Linked DNA regions of Homo sapiens: region 1 is linked to region 2. Evidence: chromatin contacts called from ENCODE Hi-C or POLR2A ChIA-PET data. All regions are on one chromosome and are shown on one strand. The core of a region is the stretch at or near the end of the contact, and the rest is flanking DNA. Distances in the headings are between cores, read along the strand shown.

The links. Hi-C counts contacts between places; a loop is a spot of excess contacts on that map. ChIA-PET counts read pairs that join two places held with the same protein, here RNA polymerase II (POLR2A). Pooled maps may share reads with other maps.
Region 1: a loop to region 2 is called in a map of endothelial cell of umbilical vein, with 12 times the contacts of the local background. The contact joins the promoter of REXO5 here to the promoter of LDAF1 in region 2. A Hi-C loop is called at or near these places in 5 of 168 maps with a recorded cell type or tissue (IMR-90, MCF 10A, PC-9 and 2 more) and 12 of 50 pooled maps. POLR2A ChIA-PET finds 5 or more read pairs at or near these places in 6 of 52 experiments (AG04449, HepG2, WTC11 and 2 more).

What each region holds. Positions count from the first base shown.
Region 1 is chr16:20,804,608-20,809,553 of GRCh38, reverse strand. It overlaps REXO5 (RNA exonuclease 5), which reads right to left and starts at 3,027. Exons shown (of 20, transcript NM_030941.3): 1 at 2,849-3,027; 2 at 2,463-2,602. The coding sequence starts at 2,600. ERI2 (ERI1 exoribonuclease family member 2) reads left to right here and starts at 3,082. Exons shown (of 9, transcript NM_001142725.2): 1 at 3,082-3,146. The coding sequence starts at 3,124. RefSeq lists enhancers at 2,223-2,362, 3,083-3,192, 2,941-3,886.
Region 2 is chr16:21,157,134-21,162,073 of GRCh38, reverse strand. LDAF1 (lipid droplet assembly factor 1) reads right to left here and starts at 3,400. Exons shown (of 5, transcript NM_001301771.2): 1 at 3,328-3,400; 2 at 796-989. The coding sequence starts at 891. It also overlaps a transcript of DNAH3 not described here. RefSeq lists enhancers at 2,119-2,268, 2,403-2,903 and silencers at 3,161-3,340, 3,391-3,520.

The DNA of each region.
Region 1 (4,946 bases), core at 1,778-4,277, 350 kb after region 2:
AGAAACAGACAAATCTAATTTAAGGGACATTCAACAAAATAATTGGCCCAGGATTATTCAAATGCAGTAAAGTCATGAATATCAAGGGAAGACTAAGGAACTGTTTGATGGAGACATGACAATTAAATTTAACACAATTCTAGACTGGATCTTATTGCTAAAAAGCGTTATTCAAACAACTACAGAAAATTTGGATGGCATCTGAGGAGTAGATGGTCATGATATATCCATGGTAATTTCCAATTTTGATGGTTGCATTGTGATTATGTAGGTTTATAGAGAATATATAATAAAATATCTTGAGGGTGGGTAGAAAAAGACCATTGTGTCAGCAACTACTTTCAAATGTTGGTTGAGGGGAGGTTTTGATACTATTCTTACAACTTTTCTAAAAGTTTGAGATTGTTTCAACATAACAAAATATGTGATTGTCAATCTCCTTACACTAACCACATAAACATTAAACATTTTTTTGCAAATTTGATAGGCAAAAAAACTGGAATCCCACTTTAATAAAAAAAATTTTCAGCTGGGTGCAGTGGCTCACACATGTAATCCCCAGCACTATGGGAGGCTGAGGCAGGTGAATCTCCTGATCCCAGGAGTTGGAGACCCTGTCTCTCTTTAAAAAAAAACAAACGAAAAAAAAACAAAAAAAAGCAGTGGCTCATGCCTGTAATCCCAGAACTTGCAGAGGCCAAGGTGGACAGATCGCTTAAGTCCAGGAGTTCAAGACCAGCCTGGGCAACATGGCAAAACCCCGTCTCTACAAAAAAAAGAAAAATTAGCTGGCACAGTGGCACACATCTGTAGTCCCATCTAATTGGTGGAACTGAGGTGGGAGGATCACTTCAACCTGGGAGGCAAAAGTTGCAGTGAGCCAAATCCAGCCTGGGCAACAGAGGGAGACTCCACCTCAAAAAAAAAAAAAAAAAAAAAAATCACATCCCTAATCCCTCTCTCACATATTATAACTTATTTTTATCATTTGTCTCTGCCCACTAGAATATAAGACCTACTAGGGCAGTGAACTTGATTCACTGATGTACCCCAAGCACCTAGGTCAGTGCCCCAGCACATGGCAGACAATAAAAACCAATGAATAGCTGGGTGCAGTGGCTCATGCCTGTAAGAGGCAGAGACAGGAGGATCCTTGTCACACCACTGTAGTCCAGCCTGAGTCCAGCAGAGCAGAGACCCTGTCTCAAACACAAAAACAAACAAAAAAGCCCAATGAACGACTGAAGGGATGAATGAAGTATATTTAGTTCTCAGTAAATGGTAAGGATGATAGGGATAATCAGCCTTTTTATTCCCCTATTGCAGCGGTCCCCAACCGTTGGCACCAGGGACCGGTTTCGTGTTAGATAATCTTTCCACTGACTGGGAGAAGGGCTGGGGGGATGGTTTCGGGGTGATTCAAGTGCATTACATTTATCATTAGAGTCTCATAAGCAGCATGCCACCTAGGACCCTCGTATGCAAAGTTCACAATAGGGCTCACAATAGGTTTGGCACATTCCTATGAGAATCTAATGCCTAGGTGGAGCTCAGGGGGTAACGTTCTATCGGCCACCGCTCACCTCCTGCTGCTTTGTGGCCCGGTTCCTAACAGGCCAGCTGTGGACAGTGGGTTGGGGACCCCATGGACAGGCAGGTACTAGTCTGTGCACAGGGGGTTGGGGACCCCCGCCCTACTGGAATGTAAACTGCACGAGGGCAAGGAATTGTATTTTTGTGCCCCAGGATATCGATGAACATTCCTATTATGTACAGGCAGTTTTTTTTTTGTTTTGTTTTTTGTTTTTTTTTTTTAAGAGATGGGGTCCTTGCTATATTGCCCAGGCTGGTCTTGAATTCCTGGCCTCAAATGATGCTCCCGCCTTGGCCTCCCAAACTGCTGGGATTACAGGCGTGAGCCACTGCACCCGGCCCACCATCCCAGTTTTTTTTTTTTTTTTTTTTTTTCTGAGACGTGATTTCTTTCTTGTTGTCCAGGGTGGAGTGTAATGGCGTGGTCTTGGCTCATTGCAACCTCTGGTTCCTGGGTTCTAGCGATTCTCCTGCCTCAGCCTCCCAAGTAGGTGGGATTACAGTCACCCACTACCACGCCTGGCTAATTTTGTGTGTGTGTTTTTGGTAGAGACGGGGATTTCTCCATGTTGACAAGGCTGGTCTCGAACTCCTGACCTCGTGATCCGCCCGCCTCGGCCTCCCAAAGTGCTGGAATTACAGGCATGAGCCACCGCACTCGGCCGACTCACTATCCCAGTGACAGCCAATGACAGCCTTGTTGCAGGAAGGTGGTATTACACTCATTCCCATTTTAATGATCAGGGATCAGGTTCGGAGAGGCCAGGGCGGAGAGCCCGCCCGAATCCAGTGCCCCCGACGGCGGTTGGGCGAGGGTCCGGGAGCTCCAAACCGCCTAGGGCCGCCTGCTCGGGATCCCCGTTGCTCACCTTGGCCTCGGGCTGACTCTCCTCGAGATCCCAACCGGCTTTCATCGCCTCAGCTGCCCCGACCAGCTTATTTGGGGCCTGCCTGCTTTCCCTGACCTTCCTGGGGTGTCTCTCGGTCCCTTCCCTCTCTGGCTCCATGGCTGTGGAGAAAGATGAGGTAGAGCTGGGGAAACTCCAGCGCCCCTATTCCCCCGCGTGCCGCCTCCTAGCGGGAGAGCTACACGGGCTTGACAGCTTTCAACCTCCCTCGGATCCGCTTCTCAATTCAGTTTACCGAACTATCCCCGTTCCCCTAAAAAAGCGAAGGTGCCAACGATCTCCCCGTTCCGCGGACTGGACACCCGCGCCGCTCTAACCCAAACGGCTTTACCGTCCGCATCGGTTACCGGATTCTCAACGGTTCCCCAACGGCTACAACGGGCGTCTGCCTGGCAAAGAAGGAAGGTGCTGCCGAGCGGCTTCGCCGCCTAAAACCACTCCCCACGCCCCCTAGCCCGGGAAACGCAGAAGAGAAGACGGGCGGGGAGCAGAGGTTCTCCCCTCCTTAGCCACAGCTGCCAACAACAACCGCCCCTCAGCCTCGCGGGCTTTTTGAACGGACCGGAAGTAGAAGTCGAGCGACTTCCGGCAGCTGGACTTGGAAAAGCAAGGAGTGTCGGGAATGGCGACCAAGCGGCTCGCGCGGTACTCGAGGGAGTTCCGGGTCGGGGGCGGGTAGCTCCGGGTCCAGCGCTGGCGTTGGCCGCAGAGCAGGGCACGGCAGGTGGCATCTGCGGTGAGGGCCTCTATTCCCCGCAGCCCCGGCGTCTGCGACCTGCCCTCTCTGGCACGGTTGGAAAGGCGCCTCCCTGGACCTCGGTCTTCAGCCTTGGGCCACCTTCTACCCGAGGGTGACAGGAGCCCGAGGCGGACGAACCCTGGGGCCTTGACTGTGTGGCCTTGAGCCAGTGCCTGCCTATTTTAGGCCTTGGGAAACGACTGGACGTGACAGTGCCCTGCAGACTGGTTGGAGGTCTCAGGCAGGCCACACACTGAATCTGTCAAGGTGTTCAACCTGTTCGAAATGCTCGTTCCTCGGTGCTGTAAAGAAATAGAACTTAAACTTAAATTTAATTTATTTAGTAAGGCCATTTTTACTTCCTGCAGAAAGGGTACACTCGCCAGCAGTTTTGCCAGGAGAGTACACTGAACAAAGGAGACAGGGTCATTTATAACGTGGCGCGTCCACCCTACTGCTGTGTCCGGTTTCCTTTGGCTGGAACGGGACCTCACATTCTGTATTTGTCCCGACTGACTAGCAACATAGAACTTTTTAAAAGAGGCAAAGGCAGAGGAGAACAAAGGAAGAAGGAAGTAACTTGTGGAATGCTGAGAAAGGTAAAAACACTTTTAAGTAAGGAAGAGGAACAGGCTATGACCTAATGTTTGATTGGACCAGTATAAGCATGCCAGGGCAAATATTTAGGCTAAATTGTGGGAGCTAAGAACATAAAGTACATTGATTTCTTTATTATATCTAGCAGATATTTAAGAATGTTAGCACAGGTCTTTGAATAAATTTTGCTCTAAGAGAAGTTACTATTTATTCCTAATTAGACGGGGAAGGAAGTCTTTGAAGAGGAACCTCTACTTTTTACAAACCCATTTTCTAGTGATCTTTTTTTTTTTTTTTGAGACGGAGTTTTGTTGCCTAGGCTAGAGTGCAGTGGTGCGATCTCGGCTTACCATAACCTCTGCCTCCCGGGTTCAAGTCATTCTCCTGCCTCAGCCTCCCAAGTAGCTGGGATTACAGGCATGCACCACCACACCCAGCTAATTTTGTATTTTTAGTAGAAATGGGGTTTCTCTATGTTGGTCAGACTGTTCTCGAACTCCCGACCTCAGGTGATCCACCCGCCTCAACCTCCCAAAGTGCTGGGGTTACAGGTGTGAGCCACGGTGCCTGGCCTAGTGATCCTTTTAATTCACAATATGAATTATTGTGTCCTCCCTGATTCCTGGATGCGCTGTGCATATTTCTGATTACTAGAAAGATGTAATATAATAGCAAATAGCATGAGCTTCAGAATTGGACAGTCTTGGGTTCACATACCAAAGCTATGTTCTTTGGCAAATTAAGAATCAGTTTTCTCATCCATAAAATATAGGTAGGAAAAGTTTCTAGCTACTACACTTGTTGAGGATTAAAGGAGGCCATCATCTTAGTTTAATTTTAGTACCTGCTATGTAGTAAGCAGTCAATAAATGATATTTATTATTCCCAAATCCTGGCACTTCCCACTCTTAGCAAACACAGAAAACTACAGGAGGTGTCTGCCTAGTTAAAACTCTACCTGCTAATACCAAGTAGTTTGTTTTACTTGCACTTAAGACCTCAGTAAGCTCTTCTCTTTTTTTCTTATTTTATTTTATTTATTTATTTTTTTGAGACAGGGTCTCGCTCTGTTGCCCATGCTGGAGTGCAGTGGCATGATCTCGGCTCAC
Region 2 (4,940 bases), core at 2,151-4,650:
AGTGATTCTCCTGCCTCAGCCTCCCGAGTAGCTGGGACTACAGGCCTTACCACCACACCTGCTCATTTTGGTAATTTTAGTAGAGATGGGGTTTTACCATGTTCGCCAGGCTGATCTCGAACTTCTGATCTCAAGTGATCCACCCACCTCAGCCTCCCAAAGTGCTAGGATCACAGGCGGGAGCCACTATGCCCAGCCAAAATTAATTTTACCTATTTCTTTTTACTTCTTACATGTGGCTACTAGAAAAATTCTAAATTACATACGTGACTCACATCATATTTCTATCGGACCTGGATTCCTAGTGGAACAATGAACTCAAATCTTGAAGTAGGCTTTTGTCTCTCATTTTCAGGGTAACAGATAGGGCAAAATTCACAACAAAACCAAACAAAACCAAAAAAAGGATGATATCTGTTGCACAGACTTCTTTATCCAGCTAAAGAATTGCATTTGCCATTAGTGGCAAATGACTCAATGTTGGCTTAAGGGATGTAATTGGAAGTATTGTGTGCGACTCCCAGAAGTCTCCTTAAATTGTAGGTGGCTTGCACTTCTCTCTTCCCCCCTCCTCAAATCCTGTTGCCTGAAAGATGGATACAATGGCTGATGCTCTTGCAGTCATCTCAGACAAGGAGTTTGAAGGTCACAGCATAGACATGGCAGGGCGGTAAGCCAGAAAGATTCTTGACTTACCTCCAAATTCCTTCTACTGGAGAAAGAAATAACTTTCTATCTTGTTTATGCTAGTGTTATATTGGGATTTTCCATTATACATAGTGATTGGAAACTGACCTTTGAGTTATTCTGGAAGGAGTCTATCAGCAGAGACAGCTTCTTCTGCAGTTCCTGCAAGTCCCTTGAGATACTCTGGGGCTCCTCTTTTGCCATTCTGAAGCTCACTTCAATCTCTTTAGGGATGAATTATCCTACCAGTAAATTCTCCAGTGCAGCCCGCGGTCCAATCTCTCATGTCGCTCTGTCTCTTGCTGTTACCAGAGGAAACAAAAGCCGTTAGTGGTCTTCATCCATCTGGTTCGACGAGAGCTTCTACCATCCTCATACCTTGATGGTGGGCATGCAGACGGAGGGTAACCTGGCAATATTCACAACAATTTCAGATTGCACACACTTCAATCCAGGAATTTATATTCCAGGAACATGATGGAAATAATCCAACAGGTATCTCAAAATGTACTAAAAGGCTGTGCATTGCATCCCTGTTTATAACATATAATGACTAGCAAAACATTGGAAAGTAGCTAACTGTATTTCCATTAGGAGAAAATTGGTTAAATAATGATAAATTCAGTCATTAAAATGATAGTGTGACTGTTTAGTGATGTGAAAAGATGTGTATGATACTTTTAAAAAAAGATGATAAAATGTTAATAGTATTATCTCTGACAGCTTATGTTTATTTTTTAGCTTGACAAAATGCTGAAAATATACAGAAAGCAAGAAAGCTGAACACACTATTTCAAATCTCATTGCCTTTTATTCTCCCTAGAAAGCTTTCCTTGTACAACAGTAGCCTTGACCTGTTTCTCTTCTTTATTACTGTACAGGTTGGCTCCCAATTCCATCATTCCATACATCATCATCTACTTACTTGTGGGTAAGTCTATCCCTGCTAAGGAGAACTGCACCTCGGGGGCAGACCTCACCACAGTAATTATACTCTAACTAAACTGCCTGGAATTTTGAGGGGTGTCCCAATCTCATACAATTTTTACTTATTTTTAATAAAGGCAATTGGTTAAATTAGATATATTTTTTAACCCTTGTTGAGTTTTCAAATATAAAAAAAAAATCATTCTTATTTTATATTTCCCAGAACTGGCTGGACACAGAGATATCTTTTCCATTTCTCCCTTTAAACTGACCTGACCTACAGTACAAATGCTTAAAAGATTGTGTCCACGTGGCCAAAATTAATTGAGAGATCCTCACATTTATTTATCATATAGGGGGTAATTTTATCTACTACTAAGCTGTACAGGGTCTAGTATGCAAATTAAAGCACATTTTAATCATCCCAGCTAGACATCCTCTGCTACTTCCCTTTTGTAAAACAAGAAACCCTTTGGAGGGGAAAGTTGAGGAGGGGACTAATCCCACCACCCCACATTCTCTCTTTGAAGCTGCCTCTGGCGTAGGTCTTGAACTTGGGATGTTCCCAGCACTCAGTTCCCATAATCTCATCTCTGCAGCAAGCAGAAACAAGCGGAGTTCCCCTTACAGGTCTCCTTTGGCCTGGGAGCCTCAAGTGCCACCCAGACCGGTTTGGGGAGTCCGATGAGAGAGTGCGTGGGGCGAATGCCATCGGCCACAGCCTTCAAATGCGTCTACCTGGCCACCAATTCCCAGACCCCCTGGTCACTCACTCCTCGGAGGGGCCTCCCCAGGCACGGAGCTGTCTCCCGAGAAGGGAAAGCGAGAACCCGGCGCGGCCAAGGAGTGCCCCGCCTTCTTCACGCCTGGGGGACTGGGCCAGGCCAACACCAGCTAACCCTTTCCCCTTCCAAGGCTCCAAATAAATCTCCTGGCCCTCCCACCCCCGAACCTCCAGGGGAAAACGGCTACCTCGAAAGTTCAAGCTGGGAGGAGGGGTCACATCTCTGGTTGGGGGATGGGAGCTACAGGGCGCCTCGAGCTCACACTGGCCGCCCCTCCCCATCCGGGCCCAGCCTTTCAGCGTTCAAAAGCCAGGGAGACCCAAGGAGAGGAGGAAGGGAGTGAAATGCAGGTGGAGAGGGGGTCCGCGTCCCAGAAGGCACAGAGACTGAATAATGGGAACTCAGAGGGGAGTCGAGTACTTAGTTATTAATTTGGGGGTAAAGAAGCCCCCTTTGATACTTGCAGATCTCTCTGCAGCGATGGGGAAGGGGACCTCGGTGGAGAAGAGGGGCTGGGTGGTGAGGAAGGCGCCCGTTTTCAATAATCCTAGGGAGGTTTGCCTCGACGTCTTCCCCAGGTTCCCCAGAAAGGGGCACAGTCTCGGGGTGTGGTGGTGCTAGCTACCATTTTACCTAATCTAGTGGTAGTGTGTGTGTGTATGTGTGTGTGTGTTGGGGGGTGGCGGGGTGAGTGTGCATTTAGGGGTGGGGAGGAATCGTGTCTCCTCGTGCGCTCCCAGCCCCGTCCCGGCGACTCATAAGCAGGAGACGCCCCTTACACTAACCCCGGGGCAGAAAGCTACGGGCGTGGGACCCCGATAGCGCGCTCACGCCGTCGCCCCCGCGCTCCTCCTCTGTCCCCGCCCGGCGAGAGGGGTCTAGCCACCCGGGGCACCCGGACCCCCACCCCCAAGCTCCGAGCTCTCACCTGCTCCTGACCGCCGAGCAGCCCCCACCGCGTTTGCAGGCGAAGCGAAGAGAGGCAGGAGGAGGAACAAGAGGAAGAAGGAAAGAGCGTCCCGAGAGGGAGCCAGAGCCGCCTGCCTCCGCCCCCTGGCCCGGGCACCGCCCCTCGGCTCTTCTCCTCTGGGCTCGCCCCGCCCGTGGCCGGAAGGATCCGGCAAAGGCGCGCCAAGGCCCGGCGCCCAAGGCTTTGCAAAGCGCGCTCGCTCCCACTGGCTTTCGGAGCCACTAGAACAAGCCCTGAGAGGTTGACAGCTGAGGAAACTGAGGCTCAGAGAGTGTCCCTTCCCACACGACTGGCTTGGAGTGAGAAAGCTCAGACCACCTTCAAGACAGGCAGACTGGCAGCCGAGAATGAGTTTTCCAAGGGTGTCAGGGTTTCCCCTCCTGTATGCCTAAAACCAGCTGCTCTGGAACGTCTCTGGCGCTCAAGACACACACGTGATGAAGTATCACCCTGGCTGGAAGTTTTTAACCATGACTGCTCAAATGCGAATGTCATAAGCCAGTGAGATCCTTTCAGATGGATTGGATGTCCATTTTACACATGAAAAAGTCCAGGCTGAGAGAGACAAGATAAATCAATCCAAATTCCTCGGTTTGCATGGATCCAAGTCGGAGCAGGAGCCCCTGTTTCCCCTGGCCCCAAATCTGCCCTATAGAGTAAGGTTTCTGAATAGTATGCTATTGACATTTGGGGCGGAATAATTCTGTTTCTGAGCTGTGGATTGTAGAATGTTTAGCAATATCCTAGCCTCTACCCATTAGATGCCAGTTACAAGAACCGCCCCCCCCCACCTCCAGTTGTGTCTCAAAATATTGCCAAATGTCCCCTGGAAGGCCCCATCGTCCCGAGGTGAGAACCACTGCTATAGAGCATGATGGCAACTTACTGTGTGACTAAGTAACCTCTCTGAACCATGGCTTCAACCATAAATTAGAGAGAGGGATAAGCCCAACCATTGGTCTGCTGTTGCACAGTTCTCAGCCACTTTCCAGACAGGGACCTGTGTTGACCGACCTCTCCTCTTTGCCTGTGGCCATAGCAACCTGGAAAATAAGTCTTTAGATAACAAAAAGCTGGCAGGGTGCGGTGGCTCACACCTATAATCCCAGCACTTTGGGAGGCTGAGGTGGGCAGATCACTTGAGGCCAGGAGTTCCAGACCAGCCTGGCCAACATGGTGAAACCCCATCTCTACTAAAAATATAAAAACTAGCCAGGCATGGTGGTGCGCACCTGTAATCCCAGCTACTCGGGAGGCTGAGGCAGAAGTATCGCTTGAACCTGGGAAGTAGAAGTTGCAGTGAAGACACTGCACTCCAGCCTGGGCAACAGAGTGAGACCCTGTCTCAAAAAAAAAAAAAAAAAAAAAGAAGCAATCACAGGGTTGTAGTGAGGACTGGTGCAATAGTGTGGCTGTGGCTGTCGAGAACTTAGCACCTATTGAGGCACAGAGTAGGGGCTCAAAAATATTTGCTTGGGATGATGATTTATGATGATGATCACGACAATGATATGATAAACCACAGAATCCTGCTGTAATTCCACAATAGCAGAAAGAAGAGCTAATGGTGG